Linked DNA regions of Homo sapiens: region 2 is linked to region 1. The links are chromatin loops, found by intact Hi-C in ENCODE. Cell type or tissue: Caco-2. All regions are shown on one strand. Links, peaks and the distances in the headings refer to the core of each region. The heading gives the core; the rest is flanking DNA.

Evidence for each region. A loop is a pair of places that touch in the nucleus more often than their neighbours do. Peaks named below come from ENCODE experiments on the same cell type or tissue, not always from the same donor. Only the 100,000 strongest peaks of a DNase experiment are listed, where the experiment ranks them.
Region 2: it touches region 1 in a loop (9-fold over the local background); 5 of 110 quality-filtered maps call a loop at or near these places.

Annotation. Positions count from the first base shown.
Region 1 is chr20:9,403,089-9,414,821 of GRCh38, forward strand. PLCB4 (phospholipase C beta 4) reads left to right here. Exons shown (of 40, transcript NM_001377142.1): 21 at 2,225-2,260; 22 at 4,829-4,970; 23 at 5,545-5,629; 24 at 5,969-6,093; 25 at 7,949-8,000. Among named protein-coding and RNA genes, the nearest start is that of LAMP5, 110 kb to the right of the region's middle. In Caco-2, for the core only: CTCF peaks have their summits at 5,178 (motif pointing right) and 5,386; a DNase peak (open chromatin) is centred at 5,173.
Region 2 is chr20:9,453,931-9,465,663 of GRCh38, forward strand. PLCB4 (phospholipase C beta 4) reads left to right here. Exons shown (of 40, transcript NM_001377142.1): 34 at 3,484-3,559; 35 at 5,705-5,880. Among named protein-coding and RNA genes, the nearest start is that of LAMP5, 55 kb to the right of the region's middle. In Caco-2, for the core only: no CTCF peak of the experiment used is centred there; a DNase peak (open chromatin) is centred at 4,710.

The DNA.
Region 1 (11,733 bases), core at 3,632-7,631:
CGTGGTGCCTGGTACATGGTAACTCCTGTAAAGGTATTAGTTGCTGGTATATTATCATCCTTTTCATCTTTATCATTGTCATTATCCTCATGATCACTGGCGTCATTATCACGCGTATATAGAAGACAGGTTGAGCTAGAGATACAAGTTGGGAGTTCAAAAGATCGTATTTGAAACAATGGAAATACTGAGATGATTCACAAGGAAAGGTGGAAAAGAAGGCCCAAGTGGAGCCCTAGTTAAAAGTGGAGCCAGAAAAGAAGAGCAAGGTATGGCTAGAGAAGTAGGAGGGAAATTAGGCAGTGACACCAAGAAAACCAGGAAAGAGAACAGTGTTAACAGAAGGACTGAGTGGTTGACTGTAGAATATGTTAAAAATCTTAGACAAATTAAATTTAACAGAGTTTAGTTGAGCAAAAAAAACAATTCCCAAATTGGGCAGGACCCAAACCAGAAGAGGTTCAGAGAAACTCCAGTGCAGCCATGTGGTGGAAGATTTTTTGGCAGAAAAAGGAAAGTGACCTACAGAAAACAGAAGTGAGGTACAGAAGCAGCTGTATTGGTTACAGGCTTATTTGCCTTATTTGAACAGAGGTTGAATAGTTGGCCACCTTTGATTGGCTGAAACTCAGTGATTGGCACATGAGTAGGTTCCAGTCTGTTTACACACCCATTCAGTCTACAGTTTACTATGTGAAAGTTTATGAAAAAACCTTTAGAATAGGTAAAGAGACACCTTTAGGCTAAACTTAATTTAACAAATGCTACTGACTGATTAAGTAAGAAGACTCAAGAGTGTCCTTTGGGTTGTTAGCATGGAGGTCGTTGGCAACCTTAAAGAGACATTTCAGTGGAGTGCCAGGCAGGGTGGTGACACTGGATCACACAGATATGAATGACTAGAGACTATGCTTTTGAGAAGTTTTGATGTGAAGGGGAGCAAGAAATGGACTGGTGGCCAAGGGCACCTGAGGAGTCAAGGGAGTGTTTTCTTTTTCGGATGAATGAATCTGGAGTGTGTTTGAAAACTTGGAAGTGGTGCAGTAGAGAGGAAGAGATTAGTTTTGCAGGAAAGAGAGGGGATAACTGCCTGGAATTCCTTGAGGAGGTGGAAGAGGGTGGGATTGCTGTGGTGCAAAGGTGTGGCCCTTCACAGGAGCAGGAACACCTGATTAGTGAAGACAGTGGATGAAGATGCAGGTAGGCAGATACATTTGGTGATAGGAAGAGGGGAGAGTATTTGTCTGATGAGCAAAGCCAAAGGAATATTGCCTTTACACACTATCTTTTCTGATATAGGGAATTGTGACTACTCTGAGAATATTGAACATCTATTAAGACTCAAGAGTATTGTTTTAATACAAAAATTAGCCAGGCGCCATGGTACGCGCCTGTAATCCCAGCTACTCAGGAAGCTGAGGCAGGAGAACTGCTTGAACCCAAAAGGCGGAGGTTGCAGTGAGCCAAGATTGTGCCACTGCACTCCAGCCTGGGCAACAGAGCAAGACTGTGTCTCAAAAAAAAAAAAAAAAAAAAAGTTGCTAAAGCCTTCATCAATATTGTCTTAGTGTCTTAGTCAGTTGGTGCTGCTATCACAAAAATACCATTGGCTTAAACAACTGAAAACTATTTGTCACCATTCTAGAGTCTAAGAAGTCTAAGATCAAGGTTCCACGCAATCAGTTCCTAATGTGGGGGGCCTTCTTCGTGTTTATGTCCTCATGTGGTGGACAGAGAATAAGGAGGCAAGCTCTCTCTTGGCTTGGCCCTCATGACCAAATTACCTCCCAAAGGCCCCATCTTCAAATGCCATCACATGAGAATTAAGGTTTCAGTATATGAATTGGGGACAGTATGGGGGGCTGCACCAGCAAACAGTCCATAACAAATACCCAGACATGAATGCTGAGTTACTCAAGAGTGACCATTCATGCTGCTTTTCCTAAGCCCCATGACTAAAGCACTAATTAAATAATTATAATAAAACATCTAAGTAGGTAAAGACTGTCCACGAAGGAGGGAAAGAGCATTAAGATTAGCCCTTCTGGTGCATAAAACAGTGAGGCCATCCATGGCTTTTTGTCATCAGTAATGTCCCACCTTAGCAAATAAATAGAATAACAAGTTTACCTACACTTATTTAAATATCTATGTATGTATGGCTAATAAATTTGGAATTTTGCCCTTTAGAGAAGTAAACAAATTATTTCCTTTCTCTAATTAGGCTTCAGATGACCTTGAACATGAAAACAACAAAAAGGTAACAAAATAATTCCCTTGCACATTTTAAATCAGATGCATCTAATTTAAAAAATCTTCAAAGGAAGGAATCAGTTGTGGTGAAAAAATGATTAAATCCTGATAAAAATCACAAAACTAGGGCAGATGAGTAAGATGATTTTCTAAAAGTAGGTATTTAATGCAGTAAGGCATTTTCTTCACTGGAATTAGAGATTTCATTCCTGCAGTGGAACTACATGATCATCAGCATATTGAATTTGAAAATAAAAATGAGTGAATAGGTCATCAAATCCATATTATAGCATAATAGAAAGGATGATCTTAGTTCCCACTACATTGACATTCTGGAAGATCACTGATTAATTTTACACTGCATAACTTCTAAGAGTATTATTTGATGTTATTAGCTATTGGCCTTATTGTAGGAAAGGTAAAGTTACATTTTCACTTTCTTTCATCCTCTTCAAAGTTCTTCAAGTGATCACAGTGGTTTTATTTAGTAAGTATTTATGGTTTATCCTACAACAGTGAGGCTGACAGCCACAGGCAGAAGTTTGCCTAATAACTTCATTCTCATACTTCAGAGGTTCGGAAAATACTGCCTTGCTGCCTGTGGGGTCCTATCCTATTTGAAGTTGAGATCGTATCTTCTCACCCTCTAAATATTAAACTTGAAAGAATTATGAATAAATATGGTCGCAGGCCTGTCCCAAAATATTTGTGAGTACATTACTCTCTTGTTCTAGAATTTCATAATTCATAATTTGGGTCAACAGTATACAGATTGACATTTGGTCATTGTCATTTATTAGCTAAGTTATTTTAATTCTCAAGGCATCAATCTTCTCATGTGGTCAGTGGGTAGGACTCTAATCCTCACTACACATCACAGACAGTAATGAGACTGTGTGTGCAAGAACTCATCCTGGTGCTCAGCTCATAGCACTGGTGGTATTTATTATTATTAAACACACATGGAAGGAACGGACATGGCCGTTGTTTGGTGGGGGAGCAGGAGGACACATTAAGAAAATGATAAAAACAAAAACAAAACCAAATTACATTACTTGATTATTGTTTCAGGCTTTTATTGGTGAAATCAGTTTGATAATTTAGAATGCTCAGATTGTTAAGTGATCAGTTAAGACAAACAAATTGACCATTTTTTTTTTTTTTTGAGATGGAGTCTCACTCTGTTGCCCAGGCTGGAGTGCAGTGGCGTGATCTCCGCTCACTGAAAGCTCTGCCCCCCGGGTTCACTTCATTCGCCATTCTCCTGCCTCAGCCTCCCAGTAGCTGGGACTACAGGTGCCTGCCACCATGCCCAGTTAATTTTTTTGTATTTTTAATAGAGATGGGGTTTCACAGTGTTCACCAGGATGGTCTCGATCTCCTGACCTCATGATCCACCCGCCTCAGCCTCCCAAAGTGCTGGGATTACAGGCGTGAGCCACTGCGCCCAGCATCTGACCATTTTTTAACTCATGGATTACATCATCCAACTAAGGAATTTATCCAACTAGATTCACTTTATGCAGGAAATTTAGCTTTGCAAAGTTCTCAGCAAAAATATTGATCACTTTTGAAGGTATTTTTGTTGTTGGTTTTATTGTTGTTTTTTCTATCAATAAATAAACTAATTTGTTTTCTTTTTTCTGTATGCAAAGTAATGCAGTTTCAATATGTCCTATGCAGCAAGTTATTAGGTTACTTTTAAGATTAAGTGCTTTTTAAATACTATAAACCACGTATGTATGTTGCTTACATTCTAGAGTGCTACAGTGAAACATAGTCCCCAAAGAGGCAGCATCATTAGCACCTGGGAACTAGTTACAGCAATGACTGGCCTCACTGCAGACTCACTTCAACAGAAACTCTGAGTGTGGGGCCCAGGAATCTGTTCTAGTTTAAAAAGTCTTCCAGGTGATTCTGATGCACGCTAATGTTCGAGAGTCACTATTTTTGATGTTGTGCCTCAATTTGTAAAAATATGATGCTATATCTATTTCATAGCATTGCTGTGAGGTCCAATATAGTAATTTCTTTTTTTTTTTTTTTGAGATGGAGTCTTGCTCTGTTGCCTGGTCTGGAGTGCAGTGGCACAATCTCAGCTCACCTCAACCTCTGCCTCCTGGGTTCAAGCGATTCTCCTGCCTCAGCCTCCCAAGTAGCTGGAATTACAGGCTCACGCCACCACACCCAGCTAATTTTTGGCATTTTTAGTAGAGATGGGGTTTTGCCATGTTCGCCAAGTTTGTCTTGAACTCCTGGCCTCCCAAAGTGCTGGATTAAAGGCATGAGCCACCGTTCCCGGCCAGTAATTTCTTGAATAAAGTCCCTTAAAAATCTAAAAATGTCCTACAAATGTAAGATAAGCTTAATATTTTATGATTACCTCCTTTTGCATTATTCAGAGCTACAACAGACACTAACTTCTTAAAGTATCCTTTAGCATAATTGAGGAAGAAAAAGCCTTTACCTTTCAATTTGTGTGTGTGCAATTATCTTTATTAAGGAAATCTGCAGCACGTATCCGTGGGTCCTACTGAAGTCATCAACTTATATGTTTTCTTCCTTGTGCTTGTAGGGCCTGGTCACTGTAGAAGATGAGCAGGCGTGGATGGCATCTTATAAATATGTAGGTGCTACCACTAATATCCATCCATATTTGTCCACAATGATCAACTACGCCCAGCCTGTAAAGTTTCAAGGTTTCCATGTGGCAGAAGGTAACACCAAAGGTTAAATGCAGTCGCCTTTTTTGCTTGATTTTCTTTTATGGTGCTGATGAGCTTTTATCTAATTTGTTGCCATTTTTCTTTGTGGGCATGGGGGCTGTTCCACCTCACCTTATTTTTGTTTCACAGACCATAGAAGCCACCTTGGTATGTGGTGACATTACATTGTCATTCACGACTTCAACCACAAGGTGGCGATGAGAGACTATGGATTTGTTAGTGCTGGGCATGTAGCTTCTTCTGTTCCCAAGTGCATTCACAAGACTCCTTTTAATCAAAAGCTGGTTTTCAAAAAAACATAAGAAGTATTTAAAAACTTCATTTCTGGGCTAGAGAAGCCATCGTAATCATCATTATCATCAAAAATTCATATTTCGGTGGTGGCTGAAAAGACAGATGTCTCCATCCACAGGATGTCAATGAAAGTAGGAGCTACTGACATGATAATGTAGCATTAGCCTCCAAGGCCTCATGATTCAGGGTGTAATTGCATTTATTTATTGCTGTTTTTCGGTGAGGGTTTGATGGCAGAGTTCCTGAATCCATCTTTGCTTTTCTTTTACAGAACGCAATATTCATTATAACATGTCTTCTTTTAATGAATCAGTCGGTCTTGGCTACTTGAAGACACATGCAATTGAATTTGTCAAGTATCCTTATGTATCAAGTGGAATGAGTGGTTGACTCACGTTGGTTTGGCAAGAGCCTCTGAAATAGATAAATGGCTAATATCTCATTCTGGTGGTGGAGTTCATAAAATGATATGTGGGAAAGACCATGGCAGCTGTGACAATCTGCCCAAATGAAAATTGTTTTTATAATCCACACAGTGAACTGTGATCTTAAGCATCATTTGTAAATGTGAAATCTGCTCTGTGCTGTCTACTTGTTTGTCATTGTTGGCCTAGACCTTTGTTGTTTTAGCTCTTTGTTGTTTATTTTTCTCTGCTGTAGGACTCTTTTTTTCTGTTTTCCTTAATAAGTTACAGTTATAACAAACGGCAAATGAGTCGCATTTACCCCAAGGGAGGCCGAGTCGATTCCAGTAATTACATGCCTCAGATTTTCTGGAACGCTGGCTGCCAGATGGTTTCACTGAACTATCAAACCCCAGGTAGGAGCTGATGTCCAGTGACCCCAAATTCCATGAGAACACTTTGACAGGATGGTGCCAGCACTTCCCATCAGTTGGCTGTGGGCATTTTTTAAAGGAAGCAGACATATGGCAAAGCAATGTGTTATTGGATTTATATAATGGTGAGAAATAAAAAAAAAAAAACCAAAATAGAGCAAACAATGGTAGAAGATAATGTGTTGTGATTGGAATTTAATTCCTTTCATAAATGCCATGACTATTCCTGCTAACCATTATCCCATATTCCAAAATATTTCTCATTTTTCTTCCTTTTGGATCAAAGTTGTTATCTTTGTTTCCAGAGGCAGAATTAAGTGAAAAGAATTTGAGTATCTTTGTACAGTAACAGCGACTCATTTCTCCTTTGGCAAACACCCTGACCACTGTGAACATTCAGCAAATATGACTGATGCAGGGGCACTTCACTAAACAAATACAGAATATTTTGAAGTAAATGCCACTAAAATGGTATATAAGGAGTTACATATTTGAAGAGGTACTAATCTATAACTTGGTCCTCCAAAGTGTACTCAAAGTCAGGTTTCCAATATATAATGACTTTTTTTTTCTGGAAGGAAAAGAGTAAATTTTTATAATTGATAAACACATTTTTAAAATTTTTGAGGTTTGCTTAAGAGCCTAGGATCACAGTATCAAGACTAGAGGTAGCAAAATAGAAATAGAATAGATAGAAATATGCCACAAACCCTCTTCACTGTAGATGGTCAATTCTACAGCATGGTTCTTACAACTGGTAAAATAAAACAAAACCAGAAAGCTCTTTTTTCCTTCAACTCTTTGCTATTAAGAGAACTGCCCATGCTTCCCAATTTGAGGATTTTTTAAAATCTATTTTGTATTTTAAGAATCCCTGTCACTTCGTTCCCTGCTATGTGGATTGAGTGGAAGATCCTTTGACTTTCATTCCTTTGGCATGAGTGTGAGCTGACTGTGCTTCTCATGCCTTGAAGGAGCCTCCCCAGTGACCAGAAGCTCCTCCTACTGGAGTCACCATTCTGCATGGGGTCCCCACAGTGCTTGCTAGGTTAGACTGTGACGTGATAGCTACCAATACAATCCTGAGTGTTTCTAGCTGGGGCCCAGTAACAAGGCTCTGATGACTTCACTTACTTAAAAAAGCCCAACTTGTGTTCTCAGTTGTCAGTGAGTCCATAATATGGATTAAATGGCTAACCCAGCTTATGTTTTATTCTATAATATTAGGTTTAAACACAACATTTTGAAGAGGAAAAAATATCCATCAGTTTACCCATTTCTTTTGCGGATGGGAAGAAAGAAAAAATGTTATTCACTTGCAAGACAGAAGTCAAAAGCCATGTGCTGCCAGTGTAGACCCCACTAGAGTAATTCCCCCTGCCTCCCATCCTGGAAGCATGCCACCAAGTTTTATGCGATACTTACCTAGTTCATTTTCCAGTCTTTTAAATCAAGTTTCATATTCACCCTCCCGGGTATCTCCAGGGTTCCTCTGCCCAGGGATCCTGAGACCCATCCTCTCCCACTGTAGCAGGTTGGATATCTCTACTCTCAATACTCATCAAACAATGGTGTGACTCCTATATTGAATCCAGTTTTAAAAGTGACCTTTAGCATGATCTTTATGAAAACACATTTTATGTTTAATTTAAATGAAACATGAGGTCAATTCAACATGGAAGAGAGTATGCCTTAAATAGACCAAGCAGAACCTTGTAGTATTAAAGAGGGACCTGTGGGCCTAGGAGCAATCTGATACCTATTGTTTCAAATCACCCCGTCAGGGTCTTTTTTGTCTAGGAAGACAAGATGCTAAATTATTTTTGTCTCTTGACAGATTTAGCGATGCAATTGAATCAGGGAAAATTTGAGTATAATGGATCGTGCGGGTGAGTAATATGATTTAAACTGTTTTCACCTAGATTGAGAACTCCATACTACAGCTCTAATGAAGCCATGTCATTTTCAATTAGGGGCTACAGAATTTAAGCTGGGTTTGAGGGATGGAATAGAAAGAAATGAAATACCTAGAGAATATTTGCACATATACATTCTTCATCTACCCCATTTTACTAAGCAGGTTTTGGGTTTTTTAAATCACAAGTGAAGCAGTTCATACATATGCTACAGTTTAATCCTCTCACTTTAAAATCAATAGTGGAGGATTTTATGTCTGGGACAGGTAATAATCCCTGCACACTTGGACATTAACTGGAGATGTAGGCATTAAATATGTGCATTTTACCTAGGACAAATCAAATAATGAAGTTAATTTCATATGTAATGAAGTTGTGGGTGTCGAGCTGAATTTCATTCAGTTGGGAATAAACCTTTGTCCTCTACTGATTCTTTTTTGTGTCTTGTAAGTAGCAGTTATCAAAGAATAATGCTGTGAATATTGTCCTAGTTTCCTTAAATAGCACTCTTGAAAACTGTGAACCAAGAAGTGAAATAGGAAATGTTAATTCTACAGAAACACTGAAAGGTTAAATGAAAATATAAAATTAGAATTCTCTTGAGATAAAAAAAAAAAAACACAACTATGTGGTCATCCCCTCACCCCACCTCAGCCTCATGCATCTGTCCCCAAACAAGTAAATATTAATAACTCCAGACCACTGCCCAAAGGCCTGTAGAGGAATCCAATGGAAAACTATCCCGTCATAATGATGCTATTAGGAATTTCTTCATGGTGGCTCACCTGATTGGATATCTTTTTATCACTGAACACTGCCAGTCAAGATAACATTTTTCAGTGGTTGTGAGTTAGGAATGACTTTTCAGCATGCACTCTGCCTCCCTCTGCCAGCCTGGTGAATGGTTCTCTGCCAATGTGGCTGCAAACACAGTGATTATGCTATTCCCCAAATCACCCACCACTTACATACCTGGAGCATGCCCTACATTTTCCTCTGCTGTGTGCTTTGGAAGAAAATAAATTGTGTAGCTGGGAAGAGAAAGATCTGAATTCATATTTCAGAATTTTGTGAAAGCAATTTTGTTATTTAATGCCAAGTGTTCCAACCCAGGAGATTTTGCGCATAAATTGCTTTGTAGACCTCCTCCTCTCCCAAGTAGTGGGCCAAGGCATCAAGCCCCAGGGGTTCAGCCCTGGACTGTCAGTAAAAGCCCTAGGCTGGGAGTCTAAAGATCAGGGTTTGAGCTCAGCTCCCAGCTGCTCCTAGTTCTTGCTGTATTGCCTAGAGCAGGTGTGTTAGACCCAGAGCCTCTCTTCTCTGCTTGATAAAATGAAGACGGTGACACCTGTCGCACAGGGTTTGTTGTACTCAAAGGAAAAAAAATGTCTTTTTTCTAGAACGAAACAGGGAACTGAAAAAGACTTTGTCCTTTGACAAAAACCGAGTCCTTTCTGATGAGACCCACCTTTGGGCTTCCCTCTCAGTCACTGTAGAATCCAGTCTGAGCAACAATCGTGCTAGTTCAGTTTAGTGAAAATCCCCAGCCCTTGGTATCTGACCACCCTGGATATCCTGTCACTTTGGCCTGCCTTCAGCAATAATCCTATCAAGTCAGTTTGGCCAGAAGTCCTTATCCTTGATGTTTCCTCATAGTAATTTTCCATCTGCTGGCGCTCACCTTACTCCATGGTTCTAAATCTCCATGTACGCTTGTTGGGGTAAGGGTTGAGCCCTTATACCTATCACCATGGCTCCCTACCCCTTTGAATAAAGTCCACTTTACCATGTTTAACAAGTGTTTGTGTACATTTTTTTCTTTAACAGTTTACGACAGCTCAGTCAGGTTGAATGAGTGTACGAAAGTACTTCAGGAACTGCACATTTCTGTGCAAAAGTGAGATTTAAGAAAAGCTTAAGGCCTTGTGATCAATCACACACACAGACATTGCAAAATTCAATGAGTGCTCTGTTCAGTCGTCCTTTAAGGACCCCAAGGAGTCAGCCTCAGCACTCCTGGCTCTTACAGGACCCGTCGGGCATGGCTGTGCTCACTTCTGAAAACTTGCAGTGGCCCGGTGATGCTTGAAGCACTTTCCTTGCCCACCTCAGCGATCACACCTAAGATGCCATCAGCTGTCTAACATGCCATGAGGAATCCTGGCAGCCTGGCCGGATGCAGGGAGTATTGTTTCTGTATAAAAAAAATCCTGACGGCTCGGCCCAGTGGCTCACACCTGGAATCCCAGCACTTTGGGAGGCCGAGGCGGGCAGTGGCTCACACCTGGAATCCCAGCACTTTGGGAGGCCGAGGCGGGCAGATCACAAGGTTAGGAGATCGAGACCATCCTGGCTAACACGGCGAAATCCCGTCTCTACTAAAAATACAAAAAATTAGCCGGGCGTGGTGGCGGGCACCTGTAGTCCCAGCTACTTGGGAGGCTGAGGCAGGAGAATGTCGTGAACCTGGGAGGCAGAGCTTACAGTGAGCCAAGATCGTGCCACTGCACTCCAGCCTGGGTGACAGAGCAAGACTCCATCTCAAAAAAAAAAAAAAAAAAAGTCCTGACAATCCTATGTTGTTTGTTTTTCCTAGAATTTCTGCTTAGCCATTATTAGCACGTGCAGTGTCTCACTCTCTCCACCGTTATTTATTTTTTCTTAAGACAGGGTTTCGCTCTGTCACCCAGGCTCAAGTGCAGTGGTGCAAACGTGGCTCATTGAGGCCTTGACATCCTGGGCTCAATCCATCCTCCCTCCTCCACCCCTCAAATAGCTAGGGGTGCCCACCACCACACATGGCTAGTTTTTTTATTTGTACAGATGGGGTTTCACCATGTTGCCCAGACTGGTCTCGAACTCTTGAGCTCAGGCAATCTGCCTGCCTTGGCCTCCCAAAGTGCTGGGATTACAGGCATGAGCTACTATGCCTGACCTCACTGGTCATTTGTAAATGCGTTCATTTATTTTAAAATACCTTCACAGAAAAGGATACTGTTGCTACTTTAGCCTGAATTCTGTGCTGATGTGTTGGACGCTATGTGACTGAAAGCATACACCTCACCAGAAAAGCTGAAAAATAGCCTGTGCAGTGGGGCAGCCCAGCTTGATAAAGTATCAGCGATGCTGTTGACTCTGTAATCTCCTAATTCCCCTTCCCATACACCCAGCTGGTGGCAAAGGCTGTCAGTGACAGGGAAAAGAGAAGAAATTGCCGTCACCTGCATGCCTCTGTGTTCCATGGCGATGGTAGATGTGGGGCCCGGTGCTGCACAGGAGCTCCTGTCACTGGTGCTCGGGCACTGCATGGTTCTCACCGTGTCACCCTTGTGGTTCTCCCACCCACCTGCAAAGACTTTTAAAAACTGCCCCTTTGGGCTGAGTCTGAGGACTGCATTTCTTAAAGAGGCATTCTGTGCCCTTTAGGCCTGTGGAGGCAAAGAATCCCTGTTTTATATAGAACATCAGTGTGCAAAGTACACAAACACCCCCAGGATCTAGCAACTGTAGCAAAACGTCAGATACCCTCCTGGGAAAACCCTCTGTGCTCCCTGGCTGATCTTGTGGGAGGACGCACCACTGGGCCCAATAAGTGTGAATGTTACCAGGAAAGTGAGCAGTGCTTTTAACAGTCTCGTTTTTGAAGATGGAAAAATGGAAGACATTTCCCTAATTGCAAATGAAACAAAATAGTGTAAATTAATAC
Region 2 (11,733 bases), core at 3,040-7,039, 50 kb after region 1:
GTGGTGCAATACCATTAACCAAGCCACAGTGATTTTTCACATTTTACCAGTTTTTCCACAAGTGCTTGTTTTCCACTCTGGGATCACCTCCAAAATTAAATAGCATTTAGTTGTCATCTCAGTATGTGATAATTCCTCAATCTCTCCCTGTCTTTTGTGACTTTCACTTTTGAAGAGAGCTGGTCAGTTGTTTTGTAGAATGGCTCTTCTTTTGGATTTGTCTGATATTTTCTCATGATGAGAGTGAGGTTATGCATTTGTGGCAAGCACACCATGGAAACAATGCTGCTTCCTTCTCAGTCCACGATATTGGGGGGATGGGGGTGTGACATTGATATGTCCCATTATTGGTGATGTTAACCTGGATGACTTGGTTAAGCTGGTATCTTACAGGTTTCTGCACTGTCAGATTACTTTTTTCCCTTTATAAATACTTTGGGGAAAATTCCATGAGACCACGCATACATTCTATTTATCTGAGAAATTATTTTTCCTGCCTTTGACCTTCTCCAGGGATTCCCTCTGGTTTTTATCTCTTTCCTTCAATCTCTGCTGATGTCTTCTAGTTTTCCACAACCTTTGGCACAAGAGAAAAGGAGAATGAGATTTCTTTTTCCTACTTGGGTTTTTTGGCATTTGGTTTTTGTTTTTTATTTTTTGTTTTAACAGTCACCCAAGATATACCTAGAAAACTAAACTCTGAAAACAGAACAGATTATGTTAGTTATAATTTTCTTGGACATTGGTTCATATTGCCGAAATTTCAGATCCCAAGATCTAAGTTCATGACATGAAACCAATGTAATTTGCTTGAGGAGTAAATGGTGGGTAACTAAAATGCCTGCCCTGGTATCAGGCCTCACTATTTGAGAGGTACCCTCATTTTTATTAAAGTTGTATTTTTCAGAAAAATACAAATCAGGCACTGATTATTGAGCATCTGTTATTATGCATCATCTGCCTTTTGTTTTCCCCGTAGGTTTCACTGTGTATTATTGAGGCAGAAATGTGCCTGTTGCTTAGAAAACATTTTGATCTGTATTTTAAGTGAGTAAGTGAGTCACCCACCTCGGAGCTCATGTGGCAATATTGGTAGTGATTACAGTAAGTTTTGAGGAGCTGTGATTCTTCTAGATTCTAACCACATCAGCTTTGGCCTATTTCTTTTTTGTAAATTAATTTCTCATATTTAATGACATTTTAGGCTATAATATTGAAACTGATGGTAGACAGACTCTAATACCAAGGAGCAAATTGTTGATGACTTTATAGTACTCTCCAAGAATAAGGTTATTTGTATTTACAAGATATCTTTTCAAAAAATGTTTCATGCATTTTTGTGGATCGGTGTATTTAGAAACACAGTTTTGGCTTAACCAAACCAAAAATTTTTATTAAGGAGATTTCAGATCCAAGCACCATAGAGTAAATTTCTTTGCTAAAAATAATATTACAGTTTTCTGATTCAATCAATCATGAGTGCTACCTTTAGAAATTTTTAAAAAATTGATAAAATATATCTTTACCTCATGATTGTTTTTACTCTCAAAGATAATGTGGGATCAAAATGTAATTTATTATAAACTTGGTAATTATTAGAAGTGTCCCTGGTGTGACACTTAACCCCCCAAACAGGCTATTGAGTGCTCTTGGAGGTCTCTCAGCAAATAAAGCCCTGTTTTATCCTAAACGTAGATGAGACTGGAAAAGTCTAATCTGTAGATTTCTTCCTGAGCCTCTGCTGTCAAACGCAGCACTCCTAGCAGGCTCTTCACACAGAGCATTTCCAAGTACTCTAAAGAGTAGAATCTTAGCAATACATTAAAAGTTACTTCAAAATCAGACATCAGATACTTTCTTCTGGAAAGCCATATCTGAGGAGAGTTTCTCATCATTAATATTCACCATGATATCAAGGTTGCCTGGACTTAGTCTTGCTATGTTGCCCAGGCTGAAGTGCAGTAGCACAATCTTGGCCCAATGCAACCTCCGCCTCCCAGGTTCAAGCAATCGTCCTGCCTCGGCTTCCTGAGTAGCTGAGACTACAGGTACATGCTGCCATGCCGGCTAATTTTTTGTATTTTTAATAGAAATGGGGTTTCACCATGTTGGCCAGGCTGGTCTCGAACTCCTGACCTCAAGTGATCTGCCTACCTTGGCTTCCCGAAGTGCTGGAATTACAAGCGTGAGCCACTGCACCCAGCCTTCCTGGACTTTTAACTGCAACTGAGTTGCTAAAAAGTTAGTGAAAGGGGAAACTGTGACAGTCCTTGGAGCTTTCTCATGCAGGATCTATTTTTGAAACAAATGAAAGGTTTCCCCTTACTCTTACCTACTCAGCTGAAAGGAAAGATTGACCTGGGAAAGGGAAGCTTTATTCAAGTGCTTCCAGCTTTGGCTAATGACTACCTCTCATATGCTTTCCACTCAAGGATCTTTAAGGTGATGGTAAAAAGATGAATGGGGGAACAAGGGAAGACAAGCTAAAGTTGGGAAAATTCTAAATTACAGAAATTATTTTGCATAGCCCGAATATAAAGAAGGTTGATGCACTAGAAAGGGGAAAATAAAATCTTGATTTTCAAATAAATATTACAAGTGCATGCCCTTATGCCCTCAGATGAGAGTGTTGAATAAAACCTCTCATTGCATTTACTGTGAAAGATTTGTCTAGAATTAAGTCACGGGAATGTTTCGGCAGTGCTGCAAACTTATTGAATAACAGAAGAGAGAAGAAACTTGCTCAGTGCCAGCCATTGAGAAGTGCTAGATTTGATGCGAGACCTTGCATTTTTAGAGTAATGCTTCTCTCACAGGAACTTGGAATTATATTATAAGGAAGCATTCTGACTTGAGCTATAATAACCTAGAGTATACATGCTGAAGATGAAGCTCAGGACCTGTTCTTGTTTCAGCAGCGATGTGGATATTCCAAAAGGAAGACATAATCACTGAAATAAGCAGTAATAGTTGCTGGGCACTCGCCTAGCATATATTTCCTACTCACAATAGAATAAGAAGCAAAAATTGCCCTGTGGTGCCAAGGATTGCTATTTTCTCCTTCACTGGCATATTTAAAAGACAAAAATCTGGCTTTATAATGAAATGGAAGAATGAAAAATTCACTTCAAGTCTGAGGACCTATTTTCCAGTTTTCATCCCAAATAATATTTTATTGAATAAGTGAAAAATAGCTTGAGAAAAACAGGAACCAAAATGGAAACTGACAACAGCCCCTTAATGATGAAATAATTGTTAGGTTTGAAGTGCCTCTTTGTATAGTGGTTGAATTGAGTAATCATGAAACAGATAATATTTTGTAAGGTGTGAATCTATTACTAGAAAGACCAGTGTTGCCCAATGAGCCATGACATCTCATATTTGATGAATATATTATCTTCATCAGAAAGCTTTGTAGCAAAGACCCATGGGAATGGGAAAATATCTAATTTCTGGCATGCATTTGCAACTTTCCATTTTCAGGGGAAGTAATTGTCTCGAAATGAAAAAAGAAACAGAAATCAAAATTCAGACGCTGACATCAGATCACAAATCTAAGGTAAGAAAATGCCCATTTTTACAGCAGTGACTTGCAGAAGACACTTTGTAATTTTTTAGAAGGAGTACCTAGTGTAAATTAGAAATAACAGTAGCCCAGAGCTGGTCTAGTAGCCTGCAGCTGATCTGGGATGTCAGGGGAGCCCAGGGTTCATGTTTGCCTCAGACTCACTGGCTTTAAGAAGAGCCATTTCATGGAACATCTTCTTTTGTCTTGTCTGTTGAACTATGCTAACAATATTTATGTTGCCTGCCTCAGAGGCATCAAGGAAAATAATAAATGAAGATACTAAAAGGAAATATTATATAAAATACAGAATATACTTCCCTATAGAAATAACATTAAACATAGGACAGAAAACCGCCCAAATTGGGAGGTGATACTTACTCCATCCTAACTTTACATGGAAATTTGGAATGAGAAAAAATTAAGAGCTGATATTCTAAAAGAGAAGCCTAATTACTCACATTTTCTTAAAGACAGGAGAAAATAGGAGCTTGAGAGACTTTAATCAACTTTGTGGGCATTTGGAGAACTAAGTGTTAAGTCCCAGTTAAGAATGAAAACAATTCTTCCAGCAATGATAGTTTTTAAATGAAAAGGAAAAAAAAAGAAAAAAAAAACCAACAACAACTGTTAAAGAAAGCTCCCAAAAATAGCTGTGGTTGAACCAGCCAGCCTCATCTATCTATATGCAGCTGTGTCATCTGGCCTAATGGCCCTGCTGCATGCATGGAGCAGGCAAGATGTTCAAGATGTTCTTGGTAGCTGTATGTTTTGTAGGGCATGAACTCTATAGAGGCAGTAAGGCATGTGTCTTTAAGAGTTATTCCCCACTCTCTCTCTTCTTAACTGGAATGTTTGAGAATTAGTAGTTGTGCAAACTGTCATGATTCTTAGATGCTTGGCATCAATAAGAAAAGCCTTGGCAACAGTATCAGTTTGCTTTTGCTATATAATGAACTGTGTCAAAGAAGAGCACATTGAAACAACTACTACAGTTTATTAGGTCACAATTCAGTGGGTCAGAAATTTGGGCCATACTTCTGCTGATTTTGGCTGGAGACACTTGTGTATCTACTGTCAGCAGGGGGCGTATGGCCTTACTTATGTATCTGGTAGTTGTCTGGCTGTTGCTTGTTTTCCTACATGACCTATCAACCTCCAGCAGGCTAGCACAGGCTCAGTCAGAGGGTAGCCACAGGGATCCCAGCATAGCAGAAGGGCAAGTACTTTCCAGCCTCTGCTTGCATCACATTTGCTACTATCTCATTGGCTAAAGCAAGTCACAGGTCACCCAGCTTCAAGGAGCTGGAGAAACAGACTCCAGCTCTTGACAAGAGGCACTGCAAAACCCCACTGCAAAGAGCTTGGATATTGGGTGGGGAGGACTTTCTACCCTAGTGTCTATCAGGGTTGACACAGTAAGTCATGATCCAGAAATAAAAGAACACACAGCTCTCTATTCAGACATGTGGGCTTGTGGACATGAAGCTGGAGAAACATAAGGTGATAAAGAAAATCCTGATGGAATTGGTAAAAGAGCCTAAGGCCCACACAAATCAGAGTGTTGGCTGAGTGTGGTGGCTCACGCCTGTAATCCCGGCACTCTGGGAGGCCGAGGCAGGTGGATCACCTGAGATCGGGAGTTTGAGACCAGCCTGGCCAACATGGTGAAACCCTGTCTCTAGTAAAAATACAAAAATTAGCTGGGCATGGTGGCACGCATCTGTAATCCCAGCTACTTGGGAAGCTGAGGCAGGAGAATCGCTTGAACCCAGGAGGTGGAGGTTGCAGTGAGCTGAGATCATGCCACTGCACTCCAGCCTGGGCAACAGAGGCAGACTCTATCTAAAAAAACAAAACAAACAAACAAAAAACAAAACAGAGTGTTGCTAAGTGAGGCAGTAAAATAAGGGTTCACAGTTAACTATTCAGAGCCAAAGCAATTGATTTATTTTGATAAGCAATAACTTCCTGCTTCCCATTGATTAATACATATTATTTTTTGGTGGTTATAGGTGTCTCATGATTCACCAATTAAGTTGGTGGGAGGAACCTGAAATACCTGAATAATGTTGTGCTTTTGGGTTCATACCTGACCTATGAGGATTACAATGGCACCGTCCCCTTTTTCCCAAACAGGTCAAAGAGATTGTAGCACAGCACACAAAGGAATGGTCAGAAATGATCAATACCCACAGTGCTGAGGAGCAAGAAATCCGAGACCTGCACCTCAGCCAGCAGTGTGAGCTGCTGAAAAAGCTACTCATCAATGCCCACGAGCAGCAAACCCAGCAGCTGAAACTGTCCCATGACAGGTGGGGGAATTGCCGTCTCCAGAGTAAACATCTAATATTTAAAAACAAAAGCTGATTTTGTGTGTATAAGAGAGCCAAGGTAATAAGTGAAATCAATTTGACGTACAACATGTAGCTCTTTTGTGTATCTCATCATATGGCTGATTATGAGCAAGATGAGCTATAAGAAATGGCACCCAGGGGCCAGGTGCAGTGGCTCACACCTGTAATCCCAGTGCTTTGAGAGGCCAAGACAGGAGGATTACTTGAGCCCAGGACTTCAAGACATAGCAAGACCCCATCTCTATTTTGAAAAAAGAAATGGCCCCTGCCATCAGAGGGCTTACAGGTGTTGGCAAGATACAACACCCATATGAACAGTTAAGTCAGATAACAAAGTAGCATATGACACATATTTTAAAATGTCATGGGCACTAAAGGCATCCAGCTCAGAGGAGCTCTACCTTTTCAGAGTGGTCATGGAGACTTTTCAAAATGGTAGGGCTGGAACTGGCCTTTGGAGAATGATCTGGAGTCTCTTAGGTAGAAAAGACACACAGAGAGATAAAGACCAATCAGTTCAGCTCCTAGAGTGACCAGGTTCTGATCATTTAATAGCTACCTGTGGAGAGAGTCTCCATTTCCCTTCCTTACAGTGTTAGGACTTCTGTGAATTTTGAAAAGATAAGCCTGATTAAAAAACAGCAAAGTATCAGTTTATTTTGGCCTGTGCCCACTTCAGCAAAGTGAATATTGCATTTGAAATACTGCAAGCCATGAGCTGGACTTATCCCTGAGCAGAAGAAGGTTGGTGTTTGTTACATCTTTTTATCATAGCTCGGTTGCAGCTTGCTTGGTTCTCACTTAGTGCCTACCGTATGCCACAGTTAGGGTCTCTTGAGACACAACAAGAGTAGAAAATAGAAGCATTATACAAATAAATCAAACAAAAAAATGTGTTTAATGCCAACTGCATAAGTTATCTGGCTGCATGCCCAAATTCCCAACATTACTTTGGAGTGACAGATACTGCCACAAGAACAAAGTGTTTTTGCCCTGGTTTCCCATTCTCATTTGAGGCAACTAAATGCAGTCTCCCATGCTCCATTTTCTGTGGGATAATGTGCTGTACCCCCATGCATTTTAAAGCATTCTATTTCGTCCTATAGGATTAGAAGTTGTCTTTTCTTTTTTCCTTAGAAATGCTCTTGATTCACTATGCAGAAAGTTGTGTTCATCATTCTGCCTTTGATGATTGCTACAATGCCAGATTTTAGGTGCCTACCCTTATTCAAAGATACTTCACGGAATACAGCATGGCACTTGTCTAATCTTCTTTTACATTGTTGAATAAAGAGAAAAACATTAGCTCACAACAGTAGGCATTATCTGAAAGGAAAAAACAAAATATACTAATTCTTGAATTGCTTAGGAAGTCATTTGAAGAGATCATGACCTAGTTACTAAAATACTTTAAAAAATAAATCCATGGGCTTCATTCCAAGATGGCTGAATAAGAACAGGTCCAGTCTGCAGCTCCTAGCATGATCGATGCAGAAGATGGGTGATTTCTGCATTTCCAACTGAGGTACCTGGTTCATCTCATTGGAACTGGTTGGACAGTGGGTGCAGCCCAAGAAGTGTGAGCCAAAGCAGGGTGGGGTGTCACCTCACCCAGGAAGCACAAGGGGTCAGGGGACTTCCCTTTCCTAGCCAAAGGAAGCCGTGACAGACTGTCTCTGGAAAAACAGGACACTTCTGCCCAAATACTGTGCTTTTCCCAAGGTCTTAGCAACCGGCAGACAAGGCGATTCTCTCCTGTGCCTGGCTTGGCAGGTTCCACGCCCATGTAGCCAGGCTCACTGCTAGTGCAGCAGTCAGATCGAACCGTGAGGCAGCAACCTGGCTGGGGTAGGAGCGTCCACCATTGCTGAGGCTTGAGTAGGTAAACAAAGTGGCCAGGAAGCTCAAATTGGGTGGAGCCCACTGCAGCTCAGCAAGGCCTACTGCCTCTATAGACACCATCTCTGTGGGCAGGGCATAGCTGAACAAAAGGCAGCAGACAACTTCTGCAGACTTAAACATCCCTGTCTGACAGCTCTGAAGAGAGCAGTGGTTCTCCCAGCATGGCGTTTGAGCTCTGAGAACGGACAGACTGCCTCCTCAAGTGGGTCCCTGACCCCCATGTAGCCTAACTGGGAGACACCACCAAGCAGGGGCCGACAGACACCTCATATAGGTGGGTGCCCCTCTGGGACAAAGCTGCCACAGGAAGGATCAGGCAGCAATATTTGCTGTTCTGCAGCCTCCGCTGGTGATACCCAGGCAAACAGGGTCTGGAGTGGACCTCCAGCAAACTCCAACAGACCTGCAGCTGAGGGACCTGACTAGTAGAAGGAAAACTAACAAACAGAAAGGAATAGCATCATCATCAACAAAAAGTTCATCTACACCAAAACCCCATCTGTAGGTCACCAACATCAAAGACAAAAGGTAGATAAAACCGCAAAGATGGGGAGAAACCAGAGCAGAAATGTTGAAAATTCTAAAAACCAGAGCACCTCTTCTCCTCCAAAGGATCGCAGCTCCTTGCCAGCAATGGAACAAAGCTGGATGGAGAAGGACTTTGACAAGTTGACAGAAGTGGGCTTCAAAAGGTCAGTAATAACAAACTTCTCTGAGCTAAAGGAGCATGTTCAAACCCATCGCAAGGAAGCTAAAAACCTTGAAAAAAGGCTAGATGAATGGATAACTATAATAAACAGTGTAGAGAAGACCTTAAATGACCTGACGGAGCTGAAAACCATGGCACGAGAGCTTCGTGACACATGCACAAGCTTCAATAGCTGATTCGATCAAGTGGAAGAAAGGGTATCAGTGATTGAAGATCAAATTAATGAAATAAAGCAAGAAGAAAAGATTAGAGAAGAAAGAGTAAAAAGAAAGGAACAAAGCCTCCAAGAAATATGGGACTATGTGAAAAGACCAAATCTGTGTTTGATTGGTGTACCCAAAAGTGATGGGGAGAATGGAACCAAGTTGGAAAACACTCTTTAGGATATCATCCAGTAGAACTTCCCCAACTTAGCAAGGCATGCCAACATTCAAATTCAAGAAAGACAGAGAACACCGCAAAGATACTCCTCGAGAAGAGCAACCCTAAGACACATAATTGTCAGATTCACCAAGGTTGAAATGATGGAAAAAATGTTAAGGGCAGCCAGAGAGAAAGGTCGGGTTACCCACAAAGGAAAGTCTATCAGACTAACAGCGGACCTCTCGGCAGAAACCCTACAAGCCAGAAGAAAGTAGGGGCCAATATTCAACATTCTTAAAGAAAGGATTTTCAACCCAGAATTTCATATCCAGCCAAACTAAGCTTCATAAGTGAAGGAGAAATAAAATCCTTTACAGGCAAGCAAATGCTGAAAGATTTTGTCACCGCCAGGCCTGCCTTATAAGAGCTCCTGAAGGAAGCATTAAACATGGAAAGAAACAACCGGTACCAGCCACTGCAAAAACATGCCAAATTGTAAAGACCAACGAGGCTAGGAAGAAACTGCATCAATTAATGGGCAAAATAACCAGTTAACATCATAATGACAGGATCAAATTCACATATAACAATATTAACCTTAAATGTAAATAGGCTAAATGCCCCAATTAAAAGACACAGACTGGCAAACTGGATTAAGAGTCAAGACCCATCAGTGTGCTGAATTCAGGAAACCCATCTCACATGCAGAGACACACACAGGCTCAAAATAAAGGGATGGAGGAAGATCTACCAAGCAAATGGAAAGCAAAAAAAAAAAAAAAAAAAAAGCAGGGGTTGCAATCCTAGTCTCTAATAAAACAGACTTTAAACCAACAAAGATCAAAAGAGACAAAGAAGGCCATTACATAATGGTAAAGGGATCAATTCAACAAGAAGAGTTAACTATCCTAAATATATATGCACCCAATACAGGAGCATGCAGATTCATAAAGCAAGTCCTTAGAGACCTACAAAGAGACTTAGACTCCCACATAATAATAATGGGAGACTTTAACACCCCACTGTCAATATTAGACAGATCAATGAGACAGAAGGTTAATAAGATATCCAGGACTTGAACTCGGCTCTTCACCAAGCAGACCTAATAGACATCTACAGGACTCTCCACCCCAAATCAACAGAATATACATTCTTCTCAGCACCACATCACACTTATTCTAAAATTGACAACATAATTGGAAGTAAAGCACTCCTCAGCAAATGTAAAGGAACAGAAATCACAACAAACTATCTCTCAGGCCACAGTGCAATCAAATTAGAACTCAGGATTAAGAAACTCACTCAAAACTGCAAAACTACATGGAAACAGAACAACCTGCTCCTGAATGACTACTGGGTAAATAATGGAATGAAGGCAGAAATAAAGATGTTCTTTGAAACCAATGAGAACAAAGACACAACATACCAGAATCTCTGGGACACATTTAAAGCAGTGTGTAGAGGGAAATTTATAGCACTAAATGCCCACAAGAGAAAGCAGGAAAGATATAAAATTGACACCCTAACGTCACAATTAAAAGAACTAGAGACGCAAGAGCAAACAAATTCCAAAGCTAGCAGAAGGCAAGAAATAACTAAGATCAGAGCAGAACTGAAAGAGATAGCGACACAAAAAACCCTTCAAAAAAATCAATGAATCCGGGAGCTGGTTTTTTGAAAAGATCAACAAAATTGATAGACTGCTAGCAAGACTAATAAAGAAGAAAAGAGAGAAGAATAAAAAAGATGCAATAAAAAAATGATAAAAGAGATATCACCACCGATCCCACAGAAATACAAACTACCATCAGAGAATACTATAAACACCTCTATGCAAATAAACTAGAAAATCTAGAAGAAATGGATAAATTCCTGGACACATACACCCTCCCGAGACTAAACCTGGAAGAAGTTGAATCTCTGAATAGACCAATAACAGGCTCTAAAGTTGAGGCAATAATTAATAGCCTACCAATCAAAAAAAGTCCAGGACCAGACAGATTCACAGCCGAATTCTACCAGAGATACAAAGAGGAGCTGATACCATTCCTTCTGAAACTATTCCAATCAACAGAAAAAGAGGGAATCCTCCCTAACTCATTCTATGAGGCCAGCATCATCCTGATACCAAAGCCTGGCAGAGGCACAACAAAAAAAGAGAATTTTAGACCAATATCCCTGATGAACATCCATGCAAAAATCCTCAATAAGATAAATACTGGCAAACCAAATCCAGCAGCACATCAGAAAGCTTAACCACCATGATCATGTCGGCTTCATCCCTGGGATGCAAGTCTGGTTCAACATATGCAAATCAATAAATGTAATCCATCACGTAAACAGAACCAATAACAAAAACCACATGATTATCTCAATAGATGCAGAAAAGGCCAACAAAATTCAACAGGCCTTCATGCTAAAAACTCTCAATAAACTAGATATTGATGGAATGTATCTCAAATTAATAAGAGCTATTTATGACAAACCCACAGCCAATGTCATACTGAATGGGCAAAAACTGGAAGCATTCCCTCTGAAAACTGGCACAAGACAAGGATGCCCTCTGTCACCACTCCTATTCAACATAGTGTTGGAAGTTCTGGCCAGGGCAATCAGGCAAGAGAAAGAAATAAAGGGTATTCATTTAGGAAAAGAGGAAGTCAAATTGTCCCTGTTTGCACATCACATGATAGTATATTTAGAAAACCCCTTCATCTCAGCCCCAAATCTCCTCAAGCTGATAAGCAACTTCAGCAAAGTCTCAGGATACAAAATCAATGTGCAAAAATCACAAGCGTTCCTATACACCAATGACAGACAACCAGAGAGCCAAATCA